Regions from separate parts of the Homo sapiens genome. Here region 2 is linked to region 1. Evidence: chromatin loops called from intact Hi-C (ENCODE). Cell type or tissue: upper lobe of right lung. All regions are shown on one strand. Links, peaks and the distances in the headings refer to the core of each region. The heading gives the core; the rest is flanking DNA.

Evidence for each region. Hi-C counts contacts between places; a loop is a spot of excess contacts. Peaks named below come from ENCODE experiments on the same cell type or tissue, not always from the same donor. Only the 100,000 strongest peaks of a DNase experiment are listed, where the experiment ranks them.
Region 2: a loop joins it to region 1, with 6 times the contacts of the local background. A loop is called at or near these places in 95 of 110 quality-filtered maps.

The regions. Positions count from the first base shown.
Region 1 is chr15:83,550,459-83,566,670 of GRCh38, forward strand. It overlaps SH3GL3 (SH3 domain containing GRB2 like 3, endophilin A3), which reads left to right. Exons shown (of 9, transcript NM_003027.5): 2 at 8,795-8,863; 3 at 14,676-14,748. Among named protein-coding and RNA genes, the nearest start is that of ADAMTSL3, 96 kb to the right of the region's middle. In upper lobe of right lung, for the core only: a CTCF peak has its summit at 9,111 (motif pointing left); no DNase peak of the experiment used is centred there; H3K27me3 peaks cover 692 bases.
Region 2 is chr15:83,430,223-83,446,434 of GRCh38, forward strand. No RefSeq gene overlaps it. Among named protein-coding and RNA genes, the nearest start is that of SH3GL3, 9.0 kb to the right of the region's middle. In upper lobe of right lung, for the core only: CTCF peaks have their summits at 6,545 (motif pointing left) and 8,635 (motif pointing right); a DNase peak (open chromatin) is centred at 8,660; H3K27me3 peaks cover 842 bases.

The DNA.
Region 1 (16,212 bases), core at 5,100-13,099:
CAACTCACCGCACCTCCACCTCCTGGGTTCAAGTGATTCTTGTGCCTCAGCCTCCCGAGTAGCTGGGATTACAGGTGTGCACCACCATGCCTGGCTAATTTTTGTATTTTTACTAGAGATGGGGTTTCACCATGTTGGCCAGGCTGGTCTCAAACTCCTGACCTCAAGTGATCTGCCTGCTGTGGCCTTCCAAAGTGCTGAGATTACAGACATGAGCCACTGTGCCCGGCCCTCCATTACCATTTTAAAGCCTCTGAAAATGTTTCAGTAAAGAAATCTGCTTAATTTTGTTTTCCCTGTGTTTCCAAATATATATAGTCAAGAGCTGTTTTTGTTTTTGTTTGTTTGTTTGTTTTACTTTGCCTGGCCCTTAGGTACATCCCATGGAGCTAGTGTTTTGTGGCACACATACTGGAAAATACTATTCTGGAGCATTTTCTAAAATCCTAAGTTACAAATTTTGCTTTTTTACATTTTCTCTTAGGTTCCGGCTTTCTTGCTGTTTAATTTCTTGCTTCATGAAAGGGAAGAAGATGGAGACGCCAAGGTTTCTTTGAAAACAGATATTTGCACGAGAAGGCAGCCAAGGCTGTGTTAACATTCACCATTAAAAACCCAACACATCTAGACAAAACACCAAATGCAAAAGCTTCACGTTTCCCAAATAAATTTCTTTTATAATTTGTCACTGCTCGGTTGTAGGCTTTGAAAATAGTTTTCATTTTCCTGTTATTGACAAAATTAAAGCTGCCAAGAAGTAGATGGTGAACAAGGATTTTATCTCTGACTGTAGCACCAAGGCAACCTGAGATAGGTCTAATTTGCAGCATAAATCTTCTTTTCCACTGGGGGAAGAACACACGAGCCACATTGAGTAGCCACCCATTTGTATTTTTGATTTGCAACTTCTGTCTAGTGAGCCAAGGTCAGGTGCGATATTTGTGATGGGGAAGCTGAATAGGTGAGTGAGGGTAGCTTGTGTTTGAAGCTGAAGAAGGTAATTAAGAGGGTTTTAGAATGTAATTTTGGCATTTTTCCCCACTCCACCTCTTCAAACTATGTGTCCCCTGTCATCGCCTAACCGATCTGCCTGTCCACCTTCTGGTTCCTCTCCAGTCCATTATCTCATGGCCCACTTGACTAATCTTTCTGAAACTCAGATCTGTTCTTATCACTCACCTTTCTAAAAGTCTCCATTGTCCCCAGAATTAAGTTTAGCCCCATGGTCTGGCCCCTGAGTGTATGCCTGTCTGCTCCTTTTCATTTAAGCTTCTGTTACCCTTGCTGAATTATTATGCTGTTTCCTGTTATGTTGTGTGCATCTCTTAGAAGCTGCATATAGCTGGATTTTTTAAAATCCACTCTAGTATTATTTAGTATGTTGAATGTAATCCAATTGTGTAGATAATCATTACTGATCTATTTGGACTCTCTATTTTTTAATCAGCCATTTCTTTGCTTATACTATTCTTTCTGACAGAAATGCCACTTTTCTTCTTATCTCCCTGGTGAACTCCATATATCCTACTAGGCTTTGTTCTGGAACTTTCTTGGCACCTTCTCATTTATATAATTGCTTCCTTCCATCTGGGTTTTAATGGCAAGTTCTGCATCTCTATTACAGAATAGTATTGATCTCATTGTGGATTGCTGTTTGTGTTTCTGCTTTCCAGTGGGCCTGTGAGAGTGACTGATCTTTGCATCTCTAGCAAATTGGCACAGTTGGTAGACTTTCCAACCTGAGATATTAGATGTTTCAGAAATTAGATTGAATGACGTGGTGTCAGTTTGAAACATTAAATTGAGGTGTTCTTTGAAATGTATTTAAGGTTATACAATGATTTTTGAATACAGCTTTAGCTGCATACCACAGATTTTGATGTATAATATTTTTATTGTTGTTAAATTTTTTGGTAATTTCTATTGGGGTTTTCTTTTTAATCTGTTATTTAGGACAGAATTTTAAAATTTTGTGCTGATATACTTATTTTTATTGTTGGTTCCTAACTTAATTGCATTATGGTTAAAAAACCCCAAAACCTAATAAACATGCTCTATATGGTATTGATTGACTTTGTTACGTAGTATTAGGTTGGTGCAAAAGTAATTGTGGTTTTTGCCACTACTTATAATATTTTGCAGCAACATAATATATGGTCAGTTTTTGTAATGTTCTATCTGTACTTGCAAGGAATATACATTTTTTAAATTTATTGGCTGGGGGATATAGGTATATGTGCATAATAGTTGACCAAGGTTATTATTTTGGTCATTCAGATAATCAATATCTTTTTCAATTTTTTATCATGTTTGATATGTCAGTTTTCTGATGGAGTTGTGTTAAATCTCCTGCTGTAATTGTGGGTTTATCAGTTTCACTATTTCAGTTTTGCTTTATATTTTTTGGAGGTTATACTAATAGTGGAAACAATATCATTATTATAAAAATTTTGGTGGATTGCTCCTTTTATTATTACATTGAGTCTCTATTCCTATTAATGCTTTGCCTTAGGAAGGTATTTCTTAGGTCAGGCACAGTGGCTCATATCTGAAATCCCAGCACTTTAGGAGGTGGAGGCAGGAGGATCGCTTGAACCTTGGAGCTCAAGACCAGCCTGGGCAACATAGAGAAACCCCATCTCTACAAAAATACAAAAATGAGCCAGGCATGATGCTGTGCACCTGTGGTCTCAGCTACTCCTGAGATCACACCACTGTACTCCAGCCTGGGCAACAAAGCGAGACCCTGTCTCAAAAAAACAAAAAACAAAGACAGGTAGCTCTTGTCTGATATTACTGCTGCAGGCTTTATTTTGATTAGCATTTTCCTAGTATGTACATTTTGTCTTTTCAGTCTTTCTATGTGTTGTGTTTTAGTTGTGACTCTTAGAAGATGTATATAGCTAGATTGTTAAAATTCACTCTATTATTATTTAGTATGTTGAATTTAATCCAATTATATAGATGATCATTACTGATCTATTTAGACTTATTACTATCTGATTTTGTGGTTTCTGTTTGCCATTCCTTCTTCCTCCCTCTCCCTTTATTCTCCCTTGTTTTCTTTTGGATTGAAAAATACTGGTTTTCTAACAGTGTGCTGGTATGGATACTATGTTATAACATGCATAGTTCTATATGGGTATCATAGTTTTGTGTTTTTAGGAGTTACCATTAGTTATATAACACAGATACCTGCTGTGCATTATTGTAATGATGTCTAAAGTTATACCCATTTCTCACCTCCTCCTGAACACACATGAATCTTAGTGTGCTTGAAATATCCACTCAACACCCTTCCCCATTTCTGTGTTATTATTGCTGAAGGTTTTAATTTTGCCCTTGTGTAAACTCAGACACATTGGTTTTTGCTTGTTTGTTTGCCTTTACTCAATGGTAAATTTACCACCATAGTTTCTCAATTTTTATTCTCACCGTTGTTTCCTATGGTCCATACTTTCCCTCTTGGTTCGGTTTTTATTTCCTTGATGTAATACTTTAGCATCACTGTTATTTGAGTCTGTGAAGTCTGAATATGTCTTTATTTTCTTTCTCTCGCTCTTTTTTTTTTTTTTTTTTGAGACAGAGTCTCACTTTGTCACTCAGGCTGGAGTGCGGTGGTGTGATCTCAGCTCATTGCAACCTCTGCCTCCCGAGTTCAAGTGATTCTTCCATTCTCCCACCTCAGTCTTCTGAGTGGCTGAGATTATAGGCACGTGCCACCACATCCAGCTGATTTTTTTTTTGAGACGGAATTTCACTCTTATTGCCCAGACTGGAGTGCAATGGCGCGATCCCGGCTCACCGCAATGTCTACCTCCCGGGTTCAAGCGATTCTCCTGCCTCAGCCTCCTGAGTAGCTGGGATTACAGGCATGCGCCACCACACCCAGCTAATTTTGTGTTTTTAGTAGAGACGGGGTTTCTCCATGTTGGACAGGCTGGTCTCAAACTCCTGACCTCATGTGATCCACCACTTCGGCCTCCCAAACTGTTGGGATTACAGGCATGAGCCACTGCACCCAGCCTTGCTCTTAAACAACAGTTTAGGGAGACAGAAAATTCTAGATTTTTATTGCGCCACCACACCCGGCTAATTTTTGTATTTTTAGTAGAGACAGGGTTTCACCATGTTGGCCAGGCTGGTTTTGAACACCTGACCTCAGGTGATCCACCCGCCTCAACCTCCCAAAGTGCTGGGATTACAGGCATGATCTGTAATCCCGTGCCTAGCCGATTTCTTCTTAACACTTTGATGCCATTCCTTCATTGTCCCTGGCATCTGCTGTTGCAGAAGAGAAATCTGCTGTCAATCTTATTGTTGCTTTGGATGTTTTTTCCCCTGCGATAGTTTTAGGATTGTTTATTTTTGAGGTTTTGCTGCGTCTGGGTGTGAATTAATATTCATCTTGCATGGTACTTGAGTGTGCTTCCAAACTGTAGACTCCTATTTTCCTTCAATTACAGAAGATAAAAGAGCCATTTTACTTGTAAATATTGATTCTCCTATATTCTGTTGTTTTTTTCTGGAGTGCCTGTTGGATATATCTTGGAATCTCTCACTTATCCTTCATATCTATTAACTGATATTTCCTTAAAAAAACTCTTCATCTCTGTTTATTTTATGTTCTTTAAGTTCCTTAATATTTTCCAGCTTACCAGTTCTTTCCTGATTGCGCCCAGGCTGGAGTTTGTCCCATCTATTGGGTTTTTCATTTTTATGACTATATAATACTTTTTGTTTCTAATGTTTTATGTCTATCTTGAAAATTTCTTCCCTTTTGTATAATTGTTTGCTCTTCATTAATAGAAGTTATTCCTTTATCTATCATTTTAATAATATCCTAAACACACATTAAAAAGTCTATATTGTTTCATAAAACCGTTTTCTCTAGAAGTGAATTCATGTTATGTTATGTGATTTTGTCGGCTCTCTTTCTTGGTGTTATATTTTATTCATGTGCCTTGGAATTTAGATCTAGGATGAATTTTAATTCCAACTTCTTGTGCTCACTTCTCTCTAGTGATTGTGGCTTCTTCCACCCAGCTTCCCAAGGCCCCAGTACAAAACCGTGGTTTCTGTTCTGTGGTGATATTGGGGCTATCTGGATCCAGTCACAGAGCTGGAGGGGGTGGGGATGTGACTTGACTGATTCTTTGTTCTTCAGTCTCCTTGGGCCTGCAGATTGCCACATGTGGTAGCATCAGACAGGGGTTTACATCTGAATTTTTTTTCCCAGCCTCATTTGCTTTTCCATCCCCAGCTGTAAGCAGAACTTGAACCCAGACTCTGGTCTCATGGAGCACTTTTAGATCCTTTTGTACTCAGCAGGAACCAGACTGCTGGCTGTCATAGCCTGTGTGCAGGCAAGAAGCCCAGCAGGCCCGAGGCTTCAACCTTGTTCATCATGTTGTGTTTCTGTTCATTTTCAGATTCACAAAAATGTTTATTCTGTTTTTGAGCATTGCTTATCTTTCTGGTTTTCTTTTTTTGATATTTAATTTATCCTTGCTATGTATTCAAGGCATAAAGAGTGCATATTTTGATATTTAATCTATCCTTGATTTGTATTCAGAGCATAGGGAGTGCATCGGAGTTGAATTTGAATAGTCATCTTCACCAGAAATAGAAGCTTGAGTATTTATATTTAGCTTCCAGCACCTAGAGGAAATAACCTTGTAACCTTGGAAGGAGGCCAGGTGCCCTGTAGGAATCACGTCTATCTTTTTTTATCTTTCTATCCCAAGTACCAGTCATGTCCCTGCACATAGTAGATGCTCAACAAACAATATTTGTTCATTGACTGACCTCTGAAATATAATTACGTGGCCTAAACAGCTAATGCTATATGTGTATTTATACTTAATGTATCAAAACAGTAAACACCACTGGGAAATTCAGGAAAAGCAGAAACGAATGATCATGACTCTTAACCTGTGACTCCTGTTGAAAATGATCCCATATGTTGTCTTTTCAAACAAGATATATTCATGTCACTAGTTTCTGTTCTTGAAAGTAGAAACACTACTCCTTCTATTAGACATTTTGGTTTCTGAAAATAGAACAAGTAAAACCTGAACAAGTGCGAACTCGTTCGGATTAAAGGGATTTCGGGTCCAACTCTCCAAGCCAAAGGGATTTTCAAATGGTTATTTTAAAACGTGGATCTACATGTGGGCTTCTGTGGTTTCAATAGTCACAGGAAATGCAGGCCACTGTATCAGTCAGCTTTTGCTATATAACACACCATCCGAAAACACAGCGACTTAAGACAAAAAAAAAAGTTCATTTAGTTTATGATTCTGTGGGTCAGCAATTTGGGCTGGGAGCACTGGGTGGGTGGATGTGCTGGTGTGGTTGATCGCTGCTGGGCTCACTCACCTGTTGCCGGTCAGCTGCCAGGTGAGCTGAGGGCTTGATGGCCCGAGGTTGCTCAGGTGGGATGGCTGATCTCTGATCCACGTGGTCTTTCATTCTCCAACAAGGCAGCCCAGACTTGGTCAGGTGGAAGCAGTCACAGCGGACCTGACAGAGTGAGCAGAAGTATCTGTAGAGCCTCTTTGTGAGTACTGATTTGGAATTTATAGCTATACAGTGTGGTTTACACTCTTCTATTGGCCAAAGCAAGTCGAAGCGTGGAAAAATAGACTTCTTAATGAGAGGAGCTGCAAAGCCTGTGGCCACTTTTGTACTCTACCATGGCAACAAAACGTGGAGGTGCCACTCCCCACCCCAGGAGAGATTGTGTAACTTTCCTTAGATCCTCAGGCTATTACCTCCAAAGTTGAGAACCAATATGTTGGATGATTTCACTACTGAACAACAACAATGAAAATGTTTAGGAGAGTTAACTGATGGACACATCTGTTAAAACACTGCTTGGTGTGTGGAAATGAAATTTTTCATTTTTTCTATTGGAAGTTATGCCTTGTATCAAGACATTAGGTTAATTCTCTCTGACTTCTGTACTCAGCCTGAAAAGTAAGGATTCTTGTTCAGTGTACCAGATAACTTCTATTATGTGGCAAACCACTCCAAAATTCAGTGGTTTAAAGCAATACCGTTTATTGGACTCCTGTTCCCATGCCTCAGCAGATGGGGCTGATCTCAGCTGGGGTCTCTCACGTTACTGCAGTCACCTGCAGGTCAGCTGGGTGGCTCTGATTCTGGGGATGGACTGGTTGTACCTTGGTGGGTGTCTGGGCCACTTGTTTCTCTCCATTCAGTTAATTTGCCTGGGCTTGCTTGTTCACAGGGTAGCAACAGTGTTTCTAGAGAGTGAGTAGAAGCACACAAGATCTCTTCCTGCCTAGCTAGGCTTGTTTCTGTGGGGTCAAAACAAGTCACAAGCCCAGCCCAGATTCACTAGGTGGGAAGATAGACTCCAACTCTAGCTCGGAGGAACTGTAAAGACGCAGGACAGGGAGGATGGAGAACCCTGGCCATTTTGTAGTCTTCTGTATCTGTTGTCTTCAAGAAATTCCTTCTCACACTTCGAATTTAAGTAAAATACTATCTCCACTTATATTTTTCCTATTAAATAGTAATACCGCATGTGTAATAGTAGTAGTAACTACACTTGTATTTAAAACAACCTGCCATCTTTTCACCTTTAATTGATGGCACCTCCCTTACTGTGGATTTGCATATTCATATTACTATTTTAAGGGCGTAGATTATGTTAATGTGTTTTGCTAAAGAAAATGATTGAACTTATTTTCTTCTTCCAATTTGTCTTCCTCGTTCTTTAATCCAACCCTACTGGTGCCAGACTTGCTTTTCTAAAGGGTTTCTCTGTGTTTGATGAAGACTCTTTAGGGATCTCTCACTCGTACTCTTTAGCTTGGCATTTGAGAATCCCTGTGCTCTGGGCGTTGCGTAACTTTCAGATTTTATTTTCCTCCATTCTTCCTTGTGCACTAGTTTTCACAGTTAAACACAATTTATTGCTGTTTTTTTTTCTTAGCACATTGGCCATACACAAATTGTCCTCAGCTCTTGGGCAACATTTTTGGTTGTTACAACCGTGTGTGTGTGTGTGTGTATATGTGTGTGTGTGTCCATGCTTGTAGTACTGGCCTTTAGCAAGCAGAGACCAGGGTTGCTGTTAAACATCTTGCAGTGCACAGGACAGCCCCCACAACAGATAATTATCTGCTACAAATATCAATAAAGCCGAGGCTGAGAAAACCTGTCCTATCCATTCCTGCCCCTGGCTCTTTTTTCCATGCCTCATCCCAGAAGGCCTTTCCTTCAGTGCCGCCCGATGAAATGTTCTCTATCCTTAAAATGCCAGCTCAAATGCCACATCTTCTAGGAAACACATCCCGCATGAACCTACTCCCAGTGCCGTGGGCTCTCAAAGTCCATTCTGTGCATCACTGAAGTGACTACCACTTAGTTCATTTACAGTAATTTGTCTCTAGTACTATTATTTTTTAATGGTTCTTATTGTTCTTTTCTTGTTTTTTAATTGAATGTTTGTGTGTTGACTCTTTGGGTGAACTGTGTGTTCCTTGATGACAAGTATCTCTCTTGTCTATGTCCTACAGCACTTACCATGTGTTTTACACATAGTAGGTGCATAATAAATATCTGTTGACTGCATGAGAAATGTATGTCTTCCTGTGCCTTTAGATATGGTTACCCCTTCCAACAATTTTCTTAAAGGAGTTAGTTCAAAAAATCCAACAAGTTGAATCCAAGTTTTTTTGTTTCTGTTTTTAATAATTTAGGTAAAAAACTGTGACAAGAAATCATTGTACAATGCAATTATTTATGTTTATTTCTGCAGCTATTTAGTGAAAAAATAAGTGGTGCTGAAGGAACTAAACTAGACGATGAATTTCTTGACATGGAAAGGGTAAGAGCATTTTAATATGTAAATTGATTAGAAACTGACTTTCATTGTGATATGAGATATACTGCTATTGTAAAGGATATTCGAGTGGAAATCTAGGATGTTTAAATATAGGTGTGGATTATGCAATCTACAAGGCAGTACTTTCCCACGTCCCAGCCCAAATCAGATCCTCCCCCTGTAGCCACATGCAGTTTGGGCAGGTCGAGTAATGAGATCGATGTGGCTAACTGGTACCCTCTAGTGGCCAGAAGTCAGAATGTGCAAAAGATGGGCAATCTTGGCAGTTACTGCAAGGCCAAAGTAATTGGTAGTATATGTTTTGGAGAATCAAAATGTATTTCTGGGACAAGATTTTTTGAAATGCAGAATGATTTATTTACCGTGTGGAAGACTTGGGCTCTGCTCCCATGTGTTGCAGGAGCTGCATAGCAAGTAACTTTTATCCTGGTTCTGCCTGTAGAACCAGAGTGTGAACTTGGATAAGTGAATTCATCTTTTTGAACTGATACAGAGATGACAAGTGTGCCCTGCTTGTCTCACATGGATTTTGTGAGAATTATGCAAACATTAACGTATTTGAAATAACTTACAAAAAATATGACGGGCTTGAGACAGAAATGATTGTAACATGCTCCAAAGAAAAATGGTATCATCTCTGTCCCTTAACATGTTTCCCAGTCAGCTGTGTGGAGTTGCTCAGGTGGAGGCAGAACTAGAACCACCAGTATTAACAACATACTGTTTCTTTGCTCATTGTCTGGGCCCTTTAAACATAGCCTTGTTTTAATAATTAGACCCCCCACCCCAGAGGAGAGAGGGAGGAAATGAAGCAAGGCATCCACCCTCAGGTGTAACATCAAGGCTGCAGATACAGTAGGTAGCAGAGATGTCAGCAGGTGCTGGGGAAGGAAGTCCAGCCCCAGGCTGCGCACTGCCTGGGAGAGTATCTCCCCAGGATACCTTGGCTCTGGCCAGCTCATCTTCCAGGGAGTTCTCTGTTTTCTGGATGAGAACTATTAAATGTCTAGAAATGTTAATGCCTTGAGGGAGAAAAGCTTATTTTGTTTTTGCTTTTGAAAGAAAACTTAATTTCTGAACCTTAAAACCATGGAAACATGTTCACACCATTGACATACCTTAAATTACTTAAAAAAAACTCTTAATATACAAATAGGTGATGTATAGCTTTGTTACTAACAAAATGATTCAGTTGAAATGTTAAATTTAAAAGCATTTTTCCAGAGTTTTAGTTTTGGTTGATGGATTGAGATCCTTCTTGCTTACCTCCTTTTACCTCCAAAAACCCCAGTGAGTTACAGAAGAAATATAAAGTCTATTATCTGTTTTATTACAGCAGTGAAAAGCATGGAAACATATAATACATGACCAGAAGTTTTAAAACTTTCCAGAAGAGATGCATTAGATGGTATTAGACCCACCTAATAAATGATACAGAAATGAGAAAGTAATGGGAAAAAATATTCTATAATTAATGCTAACCATATAAAAATAGAGGAACAATAGTAAAATCAAAATAAAATTTGATGCAAGAGAAGCACTAAATTAAAAAAGCTTTTTAATTATAAAAAGATACAGTCAATGTAGTCTATCAGGAAATTATAATAGTTATGAACCATTCTGCACTACATAACATAGCATCTGAATTTTTAAGGTAGAAACTGTCAGAAATACATAGACAGTTGATAAAAATAGAAGTAGACTTCACATACCTCTCTCATAAAATAATAGATTAAACTGACAATAATCAATAGGCTCATGGAGGATTTGCATAAAATATGATTAATAACTTTGATTATAAATAAATATAGATATCTGCATTCCCCAAATGGAGAATGTGCATATTTTTCAAATTCCTTTGGAACAAATATGGTTATCAATTATGTACTAGGTTATAGAAAAAAAAACTCGATAAATTTCCCAAAGTGATTCCATAGAACATAAGAATTATAAGGGAAAGTAGAGCTTCTAAATTCTGGATGTTTGGAAATTTAAAAATATGTAAAAATAATTCTTAGTTTAAAGAGGAAATGGAAAGTAAAATGACATTATTTAGGCATGAGTGACAATTCTGTATGTCAAAACCTGTGATATGTGGCTAAACTGTAAATGTATTTAAAGAAAATAAATGTTGGGAGAAAATGAATAAATCATGCAATCCAAGAAGCTAGGAAAATAACAGCAAATTAAATCACTCTAGGTAGAAGGTAGAAATCAATATGGATAAAAAAAGAGATTAATAAAATAGAAAACAATAACCACAAAAGATCGAAACAATGAAGCCAAGAGCTTTAGAAAAGCTGTAAGACAACAAACCTCTACCAAGTGAGGCCAAGAGGGAGAAAAAGGAAAAACACAAACAAATTACATAAAGAAGAAGAAAGAGGATATGCCCACTGATAGCATTTTTTAAAGAGAATGCTGTAAATAAGTGTCAGAAATGAGAGCTGCTAGCAGCTCTCTCACTCAGGGACTGGGCCTAAGGGAGTCAGTGGCACAGGCCTTGGGACACCTCATGGGCAGGGTGCCAGCATTAAACAGAAATTCCAGACTTAACTAACCAAGATGCTGTCATACCAGGTTGACTTCACAAAAAATAATTTTTACCATTCTGCTTCCCTCTATTTTTCTTAATGGTTTGGCAGGATATTTGCATAGCATTTGGTTGACTTGAACAGACACACACACACAACACACACACACACACACACACACACACACACACACACACACACACACACACTATAGTGTCCCTAGTTATTCTAGGAGGGAGATTTTGTTTTTAAGCTACATGAGTTTTTGTTGTTGTTTTTTTGTTTTGTTTTGAATGCTCATCTTGACTCCACATTAGCCAATATGTTTACTCTTCAATTTGTAAAGGGTTTATTTCTAGTTTTGATGCTTGGGCTGGTGTGGAGGCAGCTCCAGTATGTGCATGTCAGGGCCTACAAGGTACCTGCAAGTTTTTGGTCATTTGTTTCTTGGGCTTTTTTGTTTCAAAAGATATAAAAAAGATCTGAAGTAGAAAATATCCCCATTCTAATTCCTCTCATCATCATCTTTCAGAGATGACTCTTAGCTTTGTGGTGGCTTTTCATGTCCAAAAAGGGTTGTATATATCAAAGGGAGCACTCTAAGTTATATTTTAATTAATATCTAATTTGTTACATTATAAATCTAAAATCCTCATTTTTCTTAAGCTTTAAACTGAACTTATGAATCTTGTTTCCAAATTTAGTAATTTTGCTATATGATGAAAATCATTATAGTTAATTTTCATTTGAGGTTGCATTAATTAACACATAAGCTTAACAGATTCAATCCTTAAATATTTACCACCAGTTATATAATTAAGCAAATTCCCTTAGACATTTCAAGCTATAATCACAAAGGCAAGGTACAGGACTCCCTCAAACTTTACATAAAATCTATTAACAGCATTTTCCTAAGCCCTTACATTTCTTGTGACTAATAAGACATATTTAGTTAATCAGATTCTCTTAAACATTTCAACAATCTTGGCAAATAGCTGAACATACCAAAGAGAGCTCAAAGTCACAAAACTTGTTACTAGGCCAAACGCACACTCACATGCCCACTTGCACACACAGCACACAAGTATCAGTAATATAGGTTTGACTCCTTTTTTATCATTTCTGTACTGTCTTTTAAAACTTTCCTGGGGCTCCAGATTAATTTATTTAGCCCAAATTAATGTATTTACCTAAGGGGAACAAATACGATTTCAGGCTGGATAAGATTGCTTGGTTGCAAACTTGTGACCCTGGCAGGATCATAGTTTTCTAAATTACAAAAATGATTTGTCTTCTATTATAAATCATTCTGCAGCTTGCTTGCTTTCTATGTATGTACTTTGAATGTCGATCTTCCTTATTTTTTTTCCTTATGATTAAAGAGTATTCCTTTACTTGGATGTTTCATAATTTATCCATCAGTCTCCTGTTGATTTCCATTTTCAATATTACATAAAATGGCCTAACAAACATGTTTTTCCTTCACTGCAATTTGCTCGTGTGTTTCTAAAAGGACAAATCCTTAGAAGTATAATAGCTGGTTTATTAATATGCCCATTAATAAGCACTTCTCCCTTGATCTCCAAAAACGTATCATTTTGCATTCCTGTTGTGTGTTACTCCACACCCATATAATACCTGATATTGAGTATAACTGATTTTAAAAATGTTTTTATCAATCTGGAGAATGTAAAGCATCTCCTTTTTATTTACAGTTCTGAATATTTTTTTCAAATCTTTGTAGGCAGCTTGTGTTTTTCCTCTTTTCCTTCTTTCTTTTTAAGACATGGAGTCTCGCTCTGTTGCCCAGGCTGGAGTGTAGTGGCGTGATCTCGGCTCACTGCAACCTCCACCTTCCAGGTTCAAGCGATTCTCCCACCTCAGCCTCCAAAATAGCTGGGATTATAGGCACCCGTCATCATGCCCGGCTAATTTTTGCATTTTTGTAGAGATAGGATTTCACCATATTGGCCAGCCTGGTCTTGAACTGCTGACCTCAGGTGATCCACCTGCCTCAGCCTCCCAGAGTGCTGGGATTACAGGTGTGTCCCACCGTGCCCAGCCTTTTCCTTCTTTCTTGTTTGTTTAAATGGGAGTTTAGAATATTATGCCACTTTTGTCAAACTTCACATACTCTATGTCTTTTCATGTTCAGTTTTTAAGTTTTTACGGAGTCAGAATTTTGGTCTTTTTATTTATGACATTTGAATTTCAGGTCCTGGTTAGAAGTTTCTTCCCACTCCAGTATTTCAAAATACTGTTGTCTGTATGTTAGTCGTTTTATAGTCTGATTTTTTTAGGTTGATATTTTTAATCATGTATATAGTATGAAGACTCACTTTACTATCAGCTTGCCAAATTTTAACAAAAAAAAGAAAAAATTGAAATTATGATGGGATTTGAATGAATTTTGCATGTTAATTTGGGAAGAATGCATATCTTTACAAAATTGAGTTTTCCCATCTAAGAATGTGGTTTTTCAAATAGGTGTTGTGAATTTCTCATAATAGTTATTCTTCATTATTGCATTTTTATTGCTTTTATGAATGAGATCTTTTTCTTTTGGGCTACTGATGGTATAAATAAAGCTATTGCAACTTGCATTTTAACTTTATTGTTTATTCCCATATTAACTCTCTGGTTAACTAACAACCAGAAAGTCCAGGAATGGTTTTGCAGAAGGAAAGATTCAGTCTTAACCAGAAAGGGTTAACTTTCAGGGAACGTTTGGGGAAAACTTTGATGTTAACATCTTCTGACCATAGCACAAATGAATGTGTTTATTGTATTATAATATAATACTAATGATTATGATTCTTTTAGTGTTGATTACTGAGGCAGTTGCTAATATGAATCATTACTGTGGCATCCTTATATAAGTATAGAAATTCAAGTTCACCTAGCAGATAAGGAGAGTTTGGTTCATATCTAGTGTTAGTTTTGAGAGACTTCCAAGTATATCTAATAATCTAGTGGAGCATAATAACTTTTCCAGATTTTCTAAATATTACCTTAATATTCATTTTAATGTTTAAAGGGAAAGTAAAGTTCTCCAACATCACTTGAAGGAAATGATGTTCCAAAAATCAGAAAGTGAGAAAATATCACCTCTCCCAAAAATGTTGAAAACGTTCATTTGGATTAAAATCATCATAATCGTGTTAGAAGAATTAAATTAATGAAAATTCCTCCTCTATTTGCTCTTTTGTGATTTTATTGAGTTTGTCATTTACTAACTTTTTTTAAATTTTGCTTTTAAGAAAATAGATGTTACCAATAAAGTTGTTGCAGAAATTCTTTCAAAAACCACTGAATATCTTCAGCCAAATCCAGGTAAAGTTGAAATATTCTCTTGTTCATTTGCTGTCACAGACTCTAATAACCCATGTTTACTTGGTGTTTAGTTGACATAATGTAGAAACAATGTCGTCTGTGTCCCAATAATGAAATTCAGTTTTTAAAGCTGAGTCTCCAGTGACCAAAGGTAGTTGCATTCGGTCCTACTGATGAGAAAGAGAACAGCTATTTTTGTGAATTTCAGTTGACATCATCCGAATGGAGTGCTGGTCATAGCAACAAGAGAGCACTGAGCAAAGGTTTTATGAGTTGCTTCAGAAAGCCACTAAACATTTGGCAAATATTTTCTTCCTTATTTCCTCTTTATAATTTTTTTAAAAATTCTGCCCTTGTGTACTATATACATAAAGGTATATGTTAATTTGAAAAAGCTTTCTCTTTGTGGCTTAAATGCTGGAGAAACAAGATGTGGTGAATACGAAAGGCTGCTTAAATCCAGTGTCACATCAGCTTCTCCACTGAAGGTCTGGGTTTCTAGGTCCCCAAGCAGCATCTATTGATGAGATTTTCCCAGGTTGTAAATTATAGGAACCAATAGAGGGCGCCCAAGCTTTGAGTTCTGTGGATTTCTAAAGCCACCTTTCCTTTTTAGGAATTTATTATCTGCGTAGAGTTCCTGTGATTCCCTTGACTGTAGGAATCAGCACAAACCTAACCATTTGAAAATTGAGAAAGTAAAAATTTAAGAATATAAATTTTATCAGGTGTATCCAGGCAGGTCTAAAGTTCTTTACAATTGTATTGATGATAATAGCTTTGAAAACCATAAAAATATATCTTCTCCTCCCTGGCCACATCAGTGATTGAAATCAGCCACACAAATTTCTTTTCCTGATATATCAGTCAACAAATATTTAATATGTGCTTTCTCTGCACTAGAGGATTTCGGGGTGCTGGAGTACACTATGAAATCAGACAGATACTTCACCCTCAACCAGCTGACTCTTGAATGGGATAAGGAAGTGTTGGCCAACAATAAAAGTGTCACCACTGGCTAGAGGTCTCTGGTTATTCCTAGAGAAGAGGCAGCCCTAGCAACCTCTTATCCAGTTTAATGGCTCTCACCCACATACCTGCTGCATCCCACATCCCCCTCCAACAGTGGGAAAGATGGGCAGAGAGAGAGAGAGAGAGAGTGTGTGTGTGTGTGTGTGTGTGTGTGTGTGTGTGTGTGTGTAGTGTGTGAGAGTGAAGCCTTTGGGCTTGGGGACCTGGAGGATAAATGCTTTGAGGATAAATGTGAGGTTCAAAAGTCCGGCACTGGCCAGGCACAATGGCTTATGCCTGTAATCCCAGCACTTTGGGAGGCCAAGGCATGATGATTGCTTGAAGCCAAGAGTTCAAGACCAGCCTGGGCAATGTAGCAAGACTCTATGTCTACAAAACATTTTCAAAATTAGCCAGGTGTGGTAACACGTCTGTAGTCCTATTTTTACTCAG
Region 2 (16,212 bases), core at 5,098-13,097, 120 kb before region 1:
TGCATGTGTTCTGGGAGGCCTGTGTGGGAAGCATCTTCCATGTTGCAAAATAAGGTGTGATCCCAGTCCTCAATTGACACGTCTATTCTCAAACCAGGTGCACTTTCAGTAGCTCTAGCACAGATACCACTGCTATCTCTAAATAGTCTTTTCTCCCTCCATGCAACATGTCTTGGGGCTATTTTCATCCCCGAGAACCAATCTGTTTAGCTTCCAAAGCAGGTACCTCTTGGCTCAGTTCAGTGGAATTCAAACAAATATAGCTAGACCCTGCATCACAGCTCTCTAATTCTAGGCAGCTATGCACTTTAAGTTAGAGGAAAGGAAGGAGTAGCCGGCAGACCAAATCAGTCTTACTGGTCCGCTGCTAGGCTGGTCACATGTTGTGGTCTCTTCCAATCCCACCCCCCCCTTATACCATGAAGAACCCCACACATCTGCTGGTGATTAGGAGCAGTAAAGTTGTGGTCTAATTCTTTCTCAACCAAAAGCACACACGCATGTGCACACACACTTAATTAAAAAAAAAGCCTAACAAATTCCTTTTTAAAAAGTAATTTAATTCTGACCAAAGCAATATATGTGCATAATTTTAAAAGACAAATGATACTGAGTGACTTATAGGAAAGTAGGCAGTCCTCTACTGTAGTCTCCTGGAACCTCAGTTTCTGCTTCCCATCTTCACCACTCAGAAGAAATCCTTAAAACTCTTCTAAGTTTTTCTTCTGTCTCTCTTTTTAAAATCTTGATATTTCTACACAACATGTTTATACTACTGCTTATGATTTTTGAAATTTTAGAAATCATCTATCGACTTTATGACTGAAATTCTATTATACTTTCTAAACCACCATACATTCCCTCTCCCCGTCCTCCCAGTGTAGTTATCACTTTTTTTTTGAGACGGAGTCTCACTCTGTCGCCCACGCTGGAATGCAGTGGTACTATCTCAGCTCACTGCAACCTACACCTCCTGAGTTCAAGTGATTCTCCTGCCTCAACCTCCCAAGTAGCTAGGACTACAGGTGCCTGCCACCACGCCTGGCTCACTTTTTGTGTTTTTAGTAGAGATGGGGTTTCACCATGTTGGCCAGGCTGGTCTGGAACTTCTGACCTCAGGTGATCTGCCCACCTTGGCCTCCCAAAGTGCTGGGATTACAGGCATGAGCTACTGCTCCCAACCTATATCACATTTTTTTGTCAAGTGAAGATTTTGTATTGTCATTGTGACTATGAAAATACTATTCATAGCTAGAGCATGTATTATGATTTTACTTAACTTATACCATTTTAAATAATTGTCTTACTTTTTATTTCCTGAGTTTTATAGACATTAATTATCACTGATTCAGCCCCAAACATTCTGAAATAACTCTTACACATTTCTGATGCTGTCACACACACTCAAGTAACATCCGAGTTTCCTGGTTTTCCCTTACAGACAGCCCTCCTGGAGTGAGTTCTGCTTTTAGGAACTCACTCGCACTGCTTAACCCATCCTGTCCTCTCCCTTTGCAAGTGCTTTTATCTCAATTCCTGAAACTTCCCAGGCTTCTGGGCTGGGAGTCAGTTTCTTTTTACCAGTTTCTCTTCCCCTGCAGGCAGTCAGATTTCTGCTTTCACAGCTAAGTCTGTACCATTCATACAACTGCTTTACATATTCACAAATTTGATTGACATCTGTAGTCTGTCATTCTCCTTCTTATTCCTTTAGTGTCCTTCTATGAGGTTTTGGGAAGAGGTGGAGGTAAACATGTGTGTTCCATCTGCCTTGGTTAAGTGAAAACTTCCTTCAATCAATTCTTAACTTCATTGTTCAAGTGATAGAATCGGTCTAAAGTCATGCTTAATTAACAATGGGGATAGGTTCTGAGAAATGCATCATGAGGTGATTTCATCATCATGCAAACTTCATAGGGTATACATGCACAAACCTAAATGGTCTAGTCTACTATACACCTAGCCTATATAGTGTGGCCTATTGTTCCTAGGCTACAGACCTGTACAGTATGCTACTGTATTGAATATTGTAGGCAATTATAACATAATGGTAAGTATTCGTGTATCTAAACATAAATAAGGTACACTAAAAATACAGTATTAGGCCTTGGTGCAGTGACTTATACCTATAATCCCAGTGCTTTGGGAGGCAAGGCAGGAGGATCTTTTGAGGCCAGGAATTTGAGACCAGCCTGGGAAACATAGTGAAACTCCATCTCTGCAAAAATATTTTTAAAAATTAGCTGAGTATGGTGGCTTGCACCTGTAATCCTAGCTACTTATTGAGAGGTAAGGTGGGCAGATAGCTGTAGCCCAGGAGTTGGAGGCTGCAGCGAGCTATGATCGCATCACTGCATTCCAGCCTGAGTAACAGAGTGAGATCTTGTCTCTAAAAACAAACAAGCAGCAAAGAAACAAAAACAGTATTAAAATCTTATGGGACCACTATTGCATATGTGGCCCGTTATTAACCAAAATGTTGTTTTGTCATGATTGTATTCGGAGTAAAAGGAGTGGTTAAGGAATAGTCTACTCAGCTCATCCCCATGTACCATTTCTGAGTAGTAGGCCTTATTCCAAGCTTGGGGGCACCCTTTATAGTCAATCATATTTCTCTGTCTTCTCAGTATCTCTTCCACATGTACTCGCAGTCCATAATGACTCTGTCAGTGCAGAAGCAGAAGGAGATGCCCTTGGATCTCTTCCGTCCCATCTCTTGCTGTCAGCCCTTTTACCCCTCATCTTTTTCCTGGGCCCTGGCCCTGGCTATGCATTGTCAGTCTGTGGATTAGCCCTTTGGAGTGGGTTTTCCTGTTTTGTCCAGACCCGTTGCTGGAGACAGGGTAAAGGGAGCCTCAGATCCGGCTGGTGGGATGGAAAAAGGCCATTATGGTCATCTGGTCTCCAGGTGGATTACCTAAAATATATCAGATATCTTGTGCTGTTGGCATATCTCCTGTGTTTTATTATCCTGAGGAGTGTCTGTCTTCTTCTAAGACTTGGGTAATATTATGAGCATCTTGTTCAATTATCTTAGCCTGGAGGGGGTGGGCTCTAGGAAGAAAATGGAGGAGGGAAAAAAATTACAAAAATATTTTTTAAATTTAAGCAAATAATGTTGGATGTATCAATTAGAATTTTATGATCCCTAATTCTTTGTTTTTAAAGGTACACAAATAAATAAATAAAAGTGCAAAGGAGCTGAATGAAGTTATGTTATAGCTCTTGCCTTTTTTCATTCTATCTGGGCGGCCTCATTAATTTGGTATAAACCCTCTGTATGCCACGATTTGCTTAATAGTTTCCTATGGTGCACCAAGTTCTATAAAATCAATTTTTAGGCAGCAAAGTGGAAATAAGACACTTCAAAGAGATACATCTGATATATTGGATATAAATTCTAGGAATTTGTTAAATATGTACTAGAGACATGAAAATAAAGTTGAAGTACCCTTAGAAGGATTGGCTAAAAAATAGTTACTAATATGATCAAAAGTAGAGGAATCAGAAAGACATCAAAACTTACCCCAAATCTCCAAAAGCGTGGGTTGTGCCCTGAACAAGATGCCTACTCAAGGAAGCACACTTAGACTTCACTCCCTAGGTTAAATGCCTGTGGGAATCTCATGTCACATGTGAACTAGAATAGATCATACAACTGTAAATTTTAGAAAAATGTGTCGTTAAGGGAATCGATGCTTTGGCTTTTATGCAAACAGCTTCTTCAGGGCCCTCCAGCAAGTCGGGACCGAGATTGGGTGGCACCTGGTACTTCTCTCCTACACACTTTATCTGGGTCTTGTGAAGAACAGAAAAACAAGAGCTGGACCTTGGACTCTGAGACTGCATAGCCAAAGTACCCAGTTTAGAGAGTTAAGAAATTTCAGGTATTCAGGGAAACTCGAGTGTTTCAGTCCATTCAACCAAATTATTTGCAAGAGCCTGAACATCCAAACTTCCAGAACCACTTAAAATTAGACCCCATATTGGGAAATCAAGAAAATGTAAGACAGAAATCAAAGGGTCAAGATTGTATAAAAGATAAACTCACAAATCCCAGGAGACAACCCTACCAATGTCCTTCAAAGGTAGAGAAGAGTCTCAAATTATTTTCCTGAAACTGAAGAACTTGGAAAATGAGTTGGGGCCAGGTCTGGAACATCCAGCATTTGCTACCTTAGGGCGGGCATGCTCCCCTCCTGGGGGGATGTGTGAGGGCCACACTTTCCTGGAAGTGAGCTGCAGAGAGAAGAGGAGATGGGGGTCCTTTTCCCCACAATCAGAAGGAAGTATGAGAGGAAAACGCAGGTTCCCAGGATCACATTCAAGTGGAGATGAGGGGGCTGGAGGGAACTAACACCAGCTGGACACAATTTTCTATATAGAAATCAGGTGAGGTCATCCCACAAGTGTCAGTCGGGGGAAGGGCAAAAGCAGAATGGAAAACAGGAGAGGACGGGTTGTTTTTGAAGTTTTGAGCCTTAAATGTATTGCACGGGGGTGGCCAGGATTAGGTGATTGGTGATTTGTTTTGTTTTTAAACAGAAGTGATGGACCTGCAAAGGAGAAAATTCAGGGCATTTGTGCATTGTCATTGATTTAAGCATTATTATTTAATTCCTCTTTTAAAACTTTCTGCTAGATGTAGTCAAAAGCTATGAACTTAATGTAGTTTCTTCATGCATATAGAAAAGTGCACATATTTTAAGACTAGGACTCAATGGACTCACAGAATTAACCCTCGTGTGCACACAGACTGAGAATTCAAATATTAGCGGCACCCATGGCTTCATCGTGACCCGTTCCTGTCAGGACTGCCTCTCCTAAGGGTAAACAGTATCCTGATTTCTAACAGCTTACATCAGTTTTGCCCAAAACGAAATGAACTTTGAAGTCAGTCCCTTCCTGCTCTGCAAACCCATGGGTAAGATTTTTAAGTCATTCAGTGGCTTCTCAAAAATTGTTTTGTGTGTGGGCAGTTTGTCAGGTTCTGTACTAGTTTCGTGGGCGGGGGGGGGGGGTGTGTGTGTACAGAAGCGGGCAAGGTAAACTTTGTCTTCCAGAAGCTTGACCAAAATGAGCTGGCAGAGCACGAGGAGGCTGGGTGCGGAGTGTGTGCGTCGGCACCCTGAAAGTCCTCCATCACTTCAGCTGCACTGGCTCTCCTTCCCCAGAGGGAGTGGGCAGGAAAGGGTCAGGAGTCAGGCAAAGCCACAAGGATGGAACAGTGCCAGTGAGTCTAACACAGGCTTACTAAGCCAAATTTTCCAGCTCAGGGTCTGGTAGTGAGGAGAATAAAGCCATCCGTCACTACAGTGAAATAAAGATCACATTAAGGCACAAAGTAATCCAGTCTCCAAATACACACCATGTAATACTAAATGAATAGTCTTGCATTTCTCTGGTCAGGGAAAAGCACTTGAAGGAGTCAGAGGCAGGGACTCACTAGACTCCAGCCACTTCTCTAGACTCCTGCTTTTCCTAAGACCACATGGGACACTTTATGGAAAGCTGCCCATGTGTTTCAAATGTGAGCTTCTATAGAATAAAAACCTTCATCTCTACTGACTTGGCTCCCAGCACAAGGCCAGACACTCTTAGGTGCTTAATAAATGTGTGTCAAATAAATGAAGCAATGAATGAAACCTAGTGTGCTTTAGAGCAAGGAATAGTCAAGTGCACCCAGGTCCTGGTTCTCTCCAGGCCAATGTGCGGGCTTCTGTAGCCACAGCCTGTGAGGCGAGTCAATCACATTTTGTTGCGTAACACTTCATCTTTCCGAGCTCTGTCTCCTCATCCCTGACTTGGTCACGCATATCTCAAAGAGTGGCCATGAGAGTGCACCGTGGGCCTGGCACGTTCTGTGCACACTGTGAATTCTTTCCCCTCGCATATCCAGGGGCCTCCTATGGCCTGGGCTGTGGAAGGTGGCTGCAGGCCACTAGTTCTGTGCTTCATGGGTTGGGGCATATTCTATTCCTTGGACAAAATCTGGCAAAATCAGGCTCAGAACTTTATACCCACCAGGGCCAAAGTGATGATGATATCAGCCTCTAAAGTTTACCAGCAGAGATGCTAACCCAGAAGAGAAAAAATGCCATCCCCATGGCCAAGGGAAAGACATAGCTGGTACTCAGCTATTTTCCATCCAGTCAATTTATCGAACTCAGGAGCTGTTGGCTGTGCATGTTCACTATTCATGTAACGAAGGTGTGTTAAGTAGAAAAACTGCATCCTGGGTCTCTGTGAGACTGATGGGGACTTGTCACCTACAGCCTTGCTACTAACTGTGGTCCCAGACCAGCAACACTGTCATCACCTTGGAGCTTGGTAGAAATGCAGAGGCTCAGGCCTTGGGCCCTCGTGCAGACCCAGGGAAACAGAACCTGCATTCTAACCGGTGCCCCAGGGGATCCACGTGCACATTAAAGATTGTAAAGCACTGCTTTAGAGAGCGATGGAATCACCCTGGACAGTGTGCATTTTAAAGCTCCGCTGTTTTACTTTCAGGTCCCTCACTGCCCCCTATAGACCGTAATCCTAACAGTAATAGACTAACTAAAATACAAATCAACTCAGGGATAGACACTGTCTAAACTTTTCTTGTATGATTAGAGGCACACATAACACAAGGGGGAGATTCCTGAAATACCAGATGCTAAGTACATTGCTGCTACATTTGCAAATGCAGCAGCATCTTACACTAAAAGGGAACCACAATTTCTTTTCACAAGGACAACTGAAAAGAGAAATATAAAGTCAATCTGGGGATTTATTTTTTTTCTATGACTCATAGAAAAATGGGTAGAAAAAGCACACTTTTTAGTGGCCCAGCAAGCATTTTGGCCTTAAAATTAAATGTGTCATTCTTTCTGGATTTTCTTAGAATAATTTAGTAAAATACAATTCTGTAACTATTGCCTCTGAGTCTTGATGACTGGTGTCTTCAATGCATTCATTTAGCATATTTTGTAAAAAGAATTTGACATTTTTTCTCAAAGGGGAATGGGGACAATGGGCACAGTTAAAGCATTAGTACCAGTTGGTGACTGGAGTAGACAGGTAGAGGAGTTTAAGCAAGCTTAGACCGGTGGGATCTAGGGCAACAATCTCCCATGGCCAATGAAGGCCAGAGATTTCTATGTAACCCTGACCAGTGACCAGGAAAGGATCAAGCCATAGGTAATAATGCTACTAATTAAACGTCTCGTGCATTTAACGGCGCTTCCTTAGGTCCTACAACACCTGTGAGGACATTGTTATCAATCTCATAGTGCTCTTAAGGGGCCAGGGCTCCCACAAGATCAGGGACAAGGCCACATTAGATGGGAACTTCCTATCTTTTGTGACAGCTGCTGTGGACACCTGGCCAGATGTCCCCACGAGAAGACCCTATTTCCTGTGCTCCCTCCGCTGCTGACCATCACGGCAGGATTCCCAGCTGTTAGTGCAACCTCTGGCTGCAGAGAAAACACACCGTTCCTTGGAGGTCAGTACTAGCAGGACCACTGCTCACTTCCCCCTGAATGCACAACATGACAATGACCTCTCACATTTTCTTGGCCCTTAACACCACCTACTTTTACCACCACTCCTCTTTAATCATCACCCCCAACTTCATGTTAAATCTGATACATTATTTTAGGTGCTTGTCTGCTCTATTCATGGTTATTTATTTATTCATTAACTGAATATTTATGTTTTTTGAGCCGCTCTAGGACTCCAGCTATTCTCTGGTATTGGGAGGTTGCAGTAAATAAAGCAGATTAATTCTCTTGCCCTTCTAAAGCTGCGTTGTCCAACACAGTAGCACTAGCCACGTGTGGCTATTTAATTTTAATTAATTAAAATTAAATTCAAAATGAAAGCATCCATTGTCAACTTTTCAGTGATTGATAGCCACAGTTGGGTAGTGGTTGCCAATATTGGACAGCACAGATAGAGAACATGTCCATCATCATAGAAAGTTCAACTGGGCAGTGCTGCTTAATAGTGCTTTCACTCACTCTGGTAGTGGGAGATAAATGACAATCTAAAACATATATATGTATGTGTATATATATACATATATACTAAAATATCAGGTAGATAAAGTGCCATGGAAGGGAATAAAGTGAGTAGAGGGAATAGATAGAAAATGATGGCATTGTGTGCTTTTTGTTGTTTTTGTTGATTTTTAGAGACAGAGTCTCTCTCCGTTGCCCAGGCTGGAGTGCAATCATAGCTCACTCCTGCCTTGAACTCCCGGGCTCAAGTGATCCTCCTGCCTTGGCCTCCCAAAGTGCTGGGATTACAGGTGTGAGCCACTTCGCCCAGCCGGGGACTGCTATTGTAACCATTGACTCTAGTGGTCACTTCCTTTTTCTCCGAATTCCTCCTCTGGTAGCATGATACCATTTTCTATGTGTTCTTCTACCTATATGGCTGATGCCATAGGGATGGGACAGCTCTTCTTGAGATTCTTCCAGTAAGAACTGAAAATTTCTGTGGCAACATTTTTGCATGCCACACCATTAAAATGAGCTGTTGTGTCAAGACTCAAGATGCTAGTGTGCTTTTTTAAAAGTTAGAAGTAAACGACATGAAACTAACCACTATAGACTCACAGTTCAGAAAGGCTTACCTCTGTCGCTTCTCAACACCACCACAAGGTGGCAGCAGGGGTTTATGAACGCCATCTGCGTCGCTCGGCTAATTCCTCATCCCCAACACAAACTTTTATGCATCTCTTTAGTAGAAGTGAAAAATAAATCCTCCAGGGTAAAATATGGAAATGTAAAATGGCACCTATGTAATTAACAAAGGCTAATTGGAATTACAGCATGGCCCAGAATTCTAACTGAATGTTTGTTGATAGGTTCCGGAAAAGCAGAGTCAAGCATTGTAGATAACTATGACATGCATTAATTCCCTTTTGCCTTTACTATTGAGATGCATAGCAGTTGTGCAGTGTGCTCTTTACCCCATCCTTTTTTTTTTTTTTTTTTTTTTGAGACAGAGTCTCGCTCTGTCACCCAGGCTGGAGTGCAGTGGTGCCATCTCGGCTCACTGCAACCTCTGCCCTGGGTTCAAGTGATTCTCGTGCCTCAGCCTCCCAAGAAGCTAGGTTTACAGGCAAGTGCCACCACACCCACACACCCAACTAATTGTGTGTGTGTGTGTTTTTTTTTGAGACGGAGTCTCGCTCTGTCGCCCAGGCTGGAGTGCAGTGGCGCGATCTCGGCTCACTGCAAGCTCCGCCTCCCAGGTTCACGCCATTCTCCTCAAGGCTGAGGGTTCACACCTCAGCCTCCCAAGTAGCTGGGACTACAGGCGTTCGCCAACACTCCTGGCTAATTTTTGTATTTTTAGTAGAGACGGGGTTTCACCTTGTTAGCCAGGATGGTCTCAATCTCCTGACCTCGTGAATCGCCTGCCTCGGCCTCCCAAAGTGCTGGGTTGCAGGCGTGAGCCACCGCGCCCGGCCTCATCCAAGTAATTATATTTTTTAGTAGAGACAGCGTTTCTCTATTTGGCCAGGGTGGTCTCGAACTCCTGGCCTCAAGTGGCCTGCCTCGGCCTCCCAAAGTGTTGGGACTACAGGCGGGAGCCGCTATGCCCGGCCCCATCCTCATTTTTAAACAAATAAAAATACTTCAGATTTTTCCTCTACATTTTAAAATGAAAAGTCTTTCTGGCCTTTTCTTAACTGTCAATTGATTTTCCCTCAGCTTCTTGTAAAACAATAAGCAAAGAAAATCTGTACGTTTGTTCCCAGTTGTGATCTTGTGAGTTCAAGGCAAATTGCCATGTTCAACATCTGGGATTCATCATGTCTGCTGTTACCTCATCGGTGGGCACACATCTTTCCCAGATGTGGAAAAAAAAAACAAAAAAACACCTATGAAGTTACAAGGAAAGCAAAAACAGTATCTGTGCTTTCAGCTTTCTGCTGCAGCCAGGTATGTGAGGGAATTCAACTGAGAGAAATAATGCTTCTAGATCTGGTTTATCTAAATACTTGGCACACTGCACAACTGCTATGCAGTTAGTGGGCCAAAGCCCCACCCTTTCATGCACAAGTAACCCAGGAGGCCTCCTAAGAAGAAAGTTTGGGTAAGAGATTTTTTTTTTTCAGGAAAAAAAGAGAGAGAGAAAGCTAGACGTAGAGAGGTCATGGTTAAGCTAACATTTTAAGGTTAATAGAAGGCATCAGTATTTGAACTTGGCTCTCCGAGGTCTGCCAGGCACTGCAATCTGGAGCGTGTATTAGGCTACAGGTTGATGAGTTGTTGTTGTTGTTTTTGTTTGTTTTTTGTGTTTTTTTTTTTTTGAGACAGGTCTCACTCTGTTGCCCAGGCTGGAGTGCAGTAGTGCAATCTCAGCTCACTGCAAACTCCACCTCCCAGGTTCAAGTGATTCTCCCACCTCAGCCTCTGAGTAGCTGGGACTACAGGTGTGCACCACCACGCCCGGCTAATTTTTTGTATTTTTGGTAGAGACGGGGTTTTGCCCTGTTGCCCAGGCTAGTCTCCAACTCGTGGCCTCAAGTGATCCACCCGCATTGGCTTCCCAAAGTGCACTGGGATTACAGGTGTGAGCCATTGCGCCTGGCCAGTGAATTTTTTAATGACATTAAATTCAATTCAAGGCAAGTGGAAGACACAAATCCCATATCCATGTTTCTTTGCCTCGTTTCTCCTCCTCCCGCCTTTTTTTTTTTTTTTTTTTTTTTTTTACAAGATGCTTCTCTAATGACTGTGTATCATGGGAGCAATGAAAACTGCATTTTACATACATATATATAGTATTTAGAATTGTTCAAATTCTTTGATGCACTAATTTTACATCTCAGAGTGGAGTCCATCCTAAGGAAAGTCCATTCCTAAATATAGAAAGAAAACTTTAATATGGAAAAAGATGTTTAATGTGGCATTATTTAAATCAGGAAAAATATGGGGGGTGGGAACCTTTACATGTGTATTAATGGAAAATAATCAAATATAATTTGATATATCTACAATGGTTTAAGTTGTCATTAAAATGTTGTGTGTGAAGACTAGACAATATAGGAAATGCTCAGTTAACTAAGAGAACAAAGAAAATACAGTATGCATAGTCATGTCACTGTTATGCTTAAATTTTACAGGAAAAATACTCTACAAGAAAAATATACCAAAATATTAAGAGTGATTGTTTCAAATATGATTCCAAAGGTAGTTTTTCCATCCTTTTATTTTTTGATGATTTCCAAATTTCCTCTAAATGTTATTGTATAATAGAAAATATATACTTATGAAAATATTTTGAATTTCAAACAGTTTCACAATTCTTTTATCTCAAAACTTGTTTTTAAATTCTCGTCACTCCATCTTTGCCCCCGTGTCTTAAAACCAACACTCTGCACCCTAGTCTCCCCCTGGTTCATTTGCTGTTTCAGAAAAAAGGTACTGGGCCCATTCTGGTCTCTGCCTGAGGGTTCTCATATGGAGCAGGAGGTGGTCTGAGTAGAAGGAGGTGATGAGGTGGCCCTAGTGGATGTGCTCTGACCATGGCTCATTCTAGTCATGCCGTGGCTTCCATAAAGTGTTTAATTATTGATGCTGATAGAGAATATAAATTCAAATATATTTTAGGTCAGTGGTAATCACTCATTGAGTAAAAATTAGATGAATAATTTCCAAAAGCAAAGAGGAAGAAAAAGCAAAGAAAATCTGAGTAATAGATAGATAATAATGATAGAAGAAAGAACTATGGCTGGGCATGATGGCTTATGCCTATAATCCCAACATTTTGGGAGGCCAAGGCAGGAGAATCACTCGGGCCCAGGAGTTTGAGACCAGCCTGGGCAACATAGTGAGACCCCATTGTACAAAAAAAAAAAAAAAAATCAGCTTGGTGTGGTGGCATGTGCCTGTGGTCCCAGCTACCTGGGAGGGAGAGGTGGGAGGATCACGTGAGCCCAGGTTGTGACTTCAGTGAGCCATGATTGTGCTATTGCACTCCAGAGCCTGGGTAACAGAGCAAGACCCTGTCTCAAAACAACAACACAACAACAACAACAACAACAACAAAAACCCAAAAAAAACCCAAAAAGGAACTATGTAGAAGAAAAATAATAACATACCACACAATGACAATTTTTCTTTTTGTAATAAATATAAATGCTTAAATCTCTCTAGGAAACGGCAAAGACATATTTTGGTCCAGAAACAAAATTAAATTTTACTCTGTTTATAGCAGCACGTGTCTACAACAAAATGAAAGGCCAAAAGACCAATTAAGACATAAGAAGCACATATACACAAAAAGTAAGGATACAAATATGGGTATGTGGCAAAGTAAAATAGAAGGCAAAAAGCTGTAAGTAGGACAAAATATGTTTTTTTCTACAGATAAAAGAAAAAATCGACAAGGAAGATATGACAATAATAAATACCTATAAACAGAATACCATAGCACTGAAATGTTTAGAACAAAAGTCCCAAATATAAGACGCAACAGACATAATCACAATTGTAGCAAGAGATTGTAGAGTAGAATATAGTACCTCTCTTTGACGAATAAAGTAGAAAAATATGTAATCCCAGCACTTTGGGAGGCCGAGGCGGGCGGATCACGAGGTCAGGAGATCGAGACCATCCTGGCTAACATGGTGAAACTCCGTCTCTACTAAAAATACAAAAAATTAGCTGGGCACGGTGGCGGGCGCCTGTAGTCCCAGCTACTCGGGAGGCTGAGGCAGGAGAATGGTGTGAACCCAGGAGGCAGAGCTTGCAGTGAACCGAGATAGCGCAACTGCACTCCAGCCTGGGCGAAAGAGCGAGACTCCATCTCAAAAAAAAAAAAAAAAAAAAAAAAAGAAAAATATTGGAACACAGAGCATTTGAACATGCTCATACCTGATTTATGAGATATATGATGGGATATTTTGAACATTAATAAGCATGCTTCCCTCCCCTTCTAACCCCTACCCAGAATTCTTCTGCCCCCCAACAATGCCCCCCAGATAGATATGAGTCACTTGCTACAGAACCAGACACAAGGAATGCAAATACTCATTAGACTCAAAAGCTGGCCTGGAGGTGAGTCAAAGGCCACAAGAAAAAGAGCATAGGCCAGGAGCAGTGGTTCACGCCTGTAATCCCAGCACTTTGGGAAGCTGAGGTGGGCTGATTGCCTCAGCTCCGGAAAACCCCGTCTCTACTAAAATACAAAAAAAAAATTAGCTGGGCATGGTGGTGCATGCCTGTAGTCTCAGCTACTTGGGAGGCTGAGGCAGGAGAATCACCTGAACCCAGGAGGTGGAGGTTGCAGTGAGCCAAGTTTGTGCCACCTCATTCCAGCCTGGGCGACAGAGCGAGACTCCATCTCCAAAAAAAAGAAAAGAAAAAAAGAAAAAGAGCTTAAGAGAACACTGAAACCTCTGCCAGAACATGGGCCATCTGGCAGAGTGCCAGAGACAACCACAGTGTCCCTCTTGTCATTGACTTGTGAAGACCACCAAATGCCCAAAAATCCTTCAGTTCAGAGGGATGTGTGTCAGTGCCTCAGGACACTTCCCAGTCCCCATCAATTTCATTCCATATGTAGACAAATCTGTCAAACAGTCCAGGACACTTGTATACACTTGTACCCCCCTTCCCTAAACAGAGGAGCTGTGGGCCCTTAGTGATTGAAGGGTGATGGTGACGTGAAGGGGAAAGCCTTGAGCTGGCCAAGGGGGCTCTAGCTAGCATGAGTTGGAAATCTTCCTCTGAGCTAGAAGCTGTGTAGAATACACACTCTTGTTACAGATGAACTAAAAAACTGTACATTAGAAACACAAAATGAACAGTATTTCAAACCTCTATGATATGTGTTTACAATGAAACATGACAGGCTATGTTTAAAAAAAACCTTTCAAGACATGTTATTTGACGATAGTATCACAAGTCTAGAATTTAACATAGAATAAATTTTAAAAAATCAAACCACCTAGAAAAGGTTTTTTTTTTTTTTTTTTTTTTTTTAAACAGAGTCTCACTCTGTCGCCCAGGCTAGAGGGCAGTGGCACCATCTTGGCTCACTGCAACCACCACCTCCTGAGTTCAAGTGATTCTCCTGCCTCTGCCTCCAGAGTAGCTGGGACTACAGGCATGCACCACCATGACCAGCTAATTTTTTTAATTTTTTTTATTTTTGAGACTGAGTCTCACTCTGTCGCCCAGGCTGGAGTGCAGTGGTGCGATCTTGGCGCACTGCAAGCTCCGCCTCCCAGGTTCATGCCATTCTCCTGCCTCAGCCTCCCGAGTAGCTGGGATTACAGGTGCCCGCCACCACGCCTGGCTAATTTTTTGTACTTTTTAGTAGAGATGGGGTTTCACCGTGTTAGCCAGGATGGTCTCGCTCTCCTGACCTCGTGATCTGCCTGCCTCGGCTTCCCAACGTGCTGGGATTATAGGCGTGAGCCACCATGCCCAGCCTAGAAAAGCTTTTTAAAAAATTATCCTGAATAACATTTGGATCAAAGAGGAACTCAAAACTGTAATGACAAGTTTTATTTAGAAAATAGGAGATCCATATCATTCATGAAAACAAGGTATGAAACCAAAGCCATACTCAGGAGGAAAATTTATAGTTTTATAAAAATAAATAAAAGACATGAGATTAAGGATACCCAAATACACTTTAATGGGCATTTGTTGTTGCTTATATATATTATTTTTATATATATTCTCTAATATATATTATATATTCTCTAACATGGTATATATTAAAGAATGTATATATTATATATATATAATATATGATATAATATATATATATATAAAATTTGGCTGCCTAACCTCTGAAGCTTCCTCCTATAGTAGGGAAATCTGCCATGGAGTGAATCCACCAATCAGATGCTGCCCTTGCTACTATGCAGCTGGAGTGACTGCCTGAAAGGGCAGCCTTCATTCTGGTAGCCATGGCCAGGGCTCAGTGGCAGAGCCAGCATATCCCAATCAAGCTGTTCCTGGACACCCTGTGGATCTCAGTGCTCAGATTCCTAATTCCTGCTCATCCCCTCCACCTTGTTCCCTACACCCCTCCTGTGAATCTCCAGGCTGCCTGACATCCTTCTCCAATACATATTTTCCAGCTTATGTTAGCTAGAGTCAGTTTCTATTGTTAAAACCCTCAAACTCTCACTAGTCTTCTGAACAAAAGTGAAGGAAGGAATGTGTAAGAATAATGAAAGAAAAATCAATGAGAGAGAAAAATCTGTAGCAATGATGAGTACCTTCAAAAATATTTTGAAAGACCAATAAAATCAGCAAACCTCCAATAAATCTATTCACTGAAAAAATTAAGACAAATCACAAAAACTTTTACAAAGGAGAAAATGTATATGAAAGATTCTGAAGTTTAAAAAGTATGATCTTCAACTCTATACTTGATTAATGAAGGAGATAAATTACCAAAATCAACTGAAGTGAGAAACTTGAATGTACTAACGACTGTGGAGGAAATGCCAATAAACTGTTTGAAAAAAAAGCACCCCCCTCCTCCCAAAGGGCACAGAGCCGGATTGGTCTAGGGGGAGGTACCATAGAACCGGTGCTATTTAAACCTCTCTGGAGCATGGAGAAAGAGGAAGCTGAGCAGCCCTGAATAGCCTAGGACAAGAGAGACCTGCCAATCCTGGACTCCAGCTGCAGCTGGCTCTCTGCCTTATGTAGTGGTTGGCCTGCGGTGAAGCCCACTGTTGAGAGGCATTTGAACTGTTGTATGGACAGGTCATCTTGCTACGCCATTCTGACCCAGCTGTCACCACCCTCACACTTTTTAGTTATCTATCAGTGGCTGGTGTCAGGCAGGTAAGCCCACAACACTCACCCAAGTCATGCTCATTAACCCTCTGACTGGCTGCCCTTATCCCACGATCTCCACTAAGTTCAAGCATTTTTTCCCCAGTATCAGAGGAGGAACACTGTTTATTCCAGTCTACATGCTTCAAGTAGAAGTGAGGAAACCAAGGCCCAGAGAGGTGTGTACTTACTTGCCCAGTCCTCACTAGGATGAAGTCAGGGTTAGGACTAGCCCCGACTGGGCGCTGGGAGCTAACAGCTAGGGGAGGAACTGCATGACTTTTGTCCTGGAGAAATGTTATGGCAGGTGGACACCAGGGCACAGGCATATACCCGAAGTGTCCAGGGCAGACAGGGACTGCTCGTCACCCCAGATGGGACCTGCTAAGGGCCCAAAAAG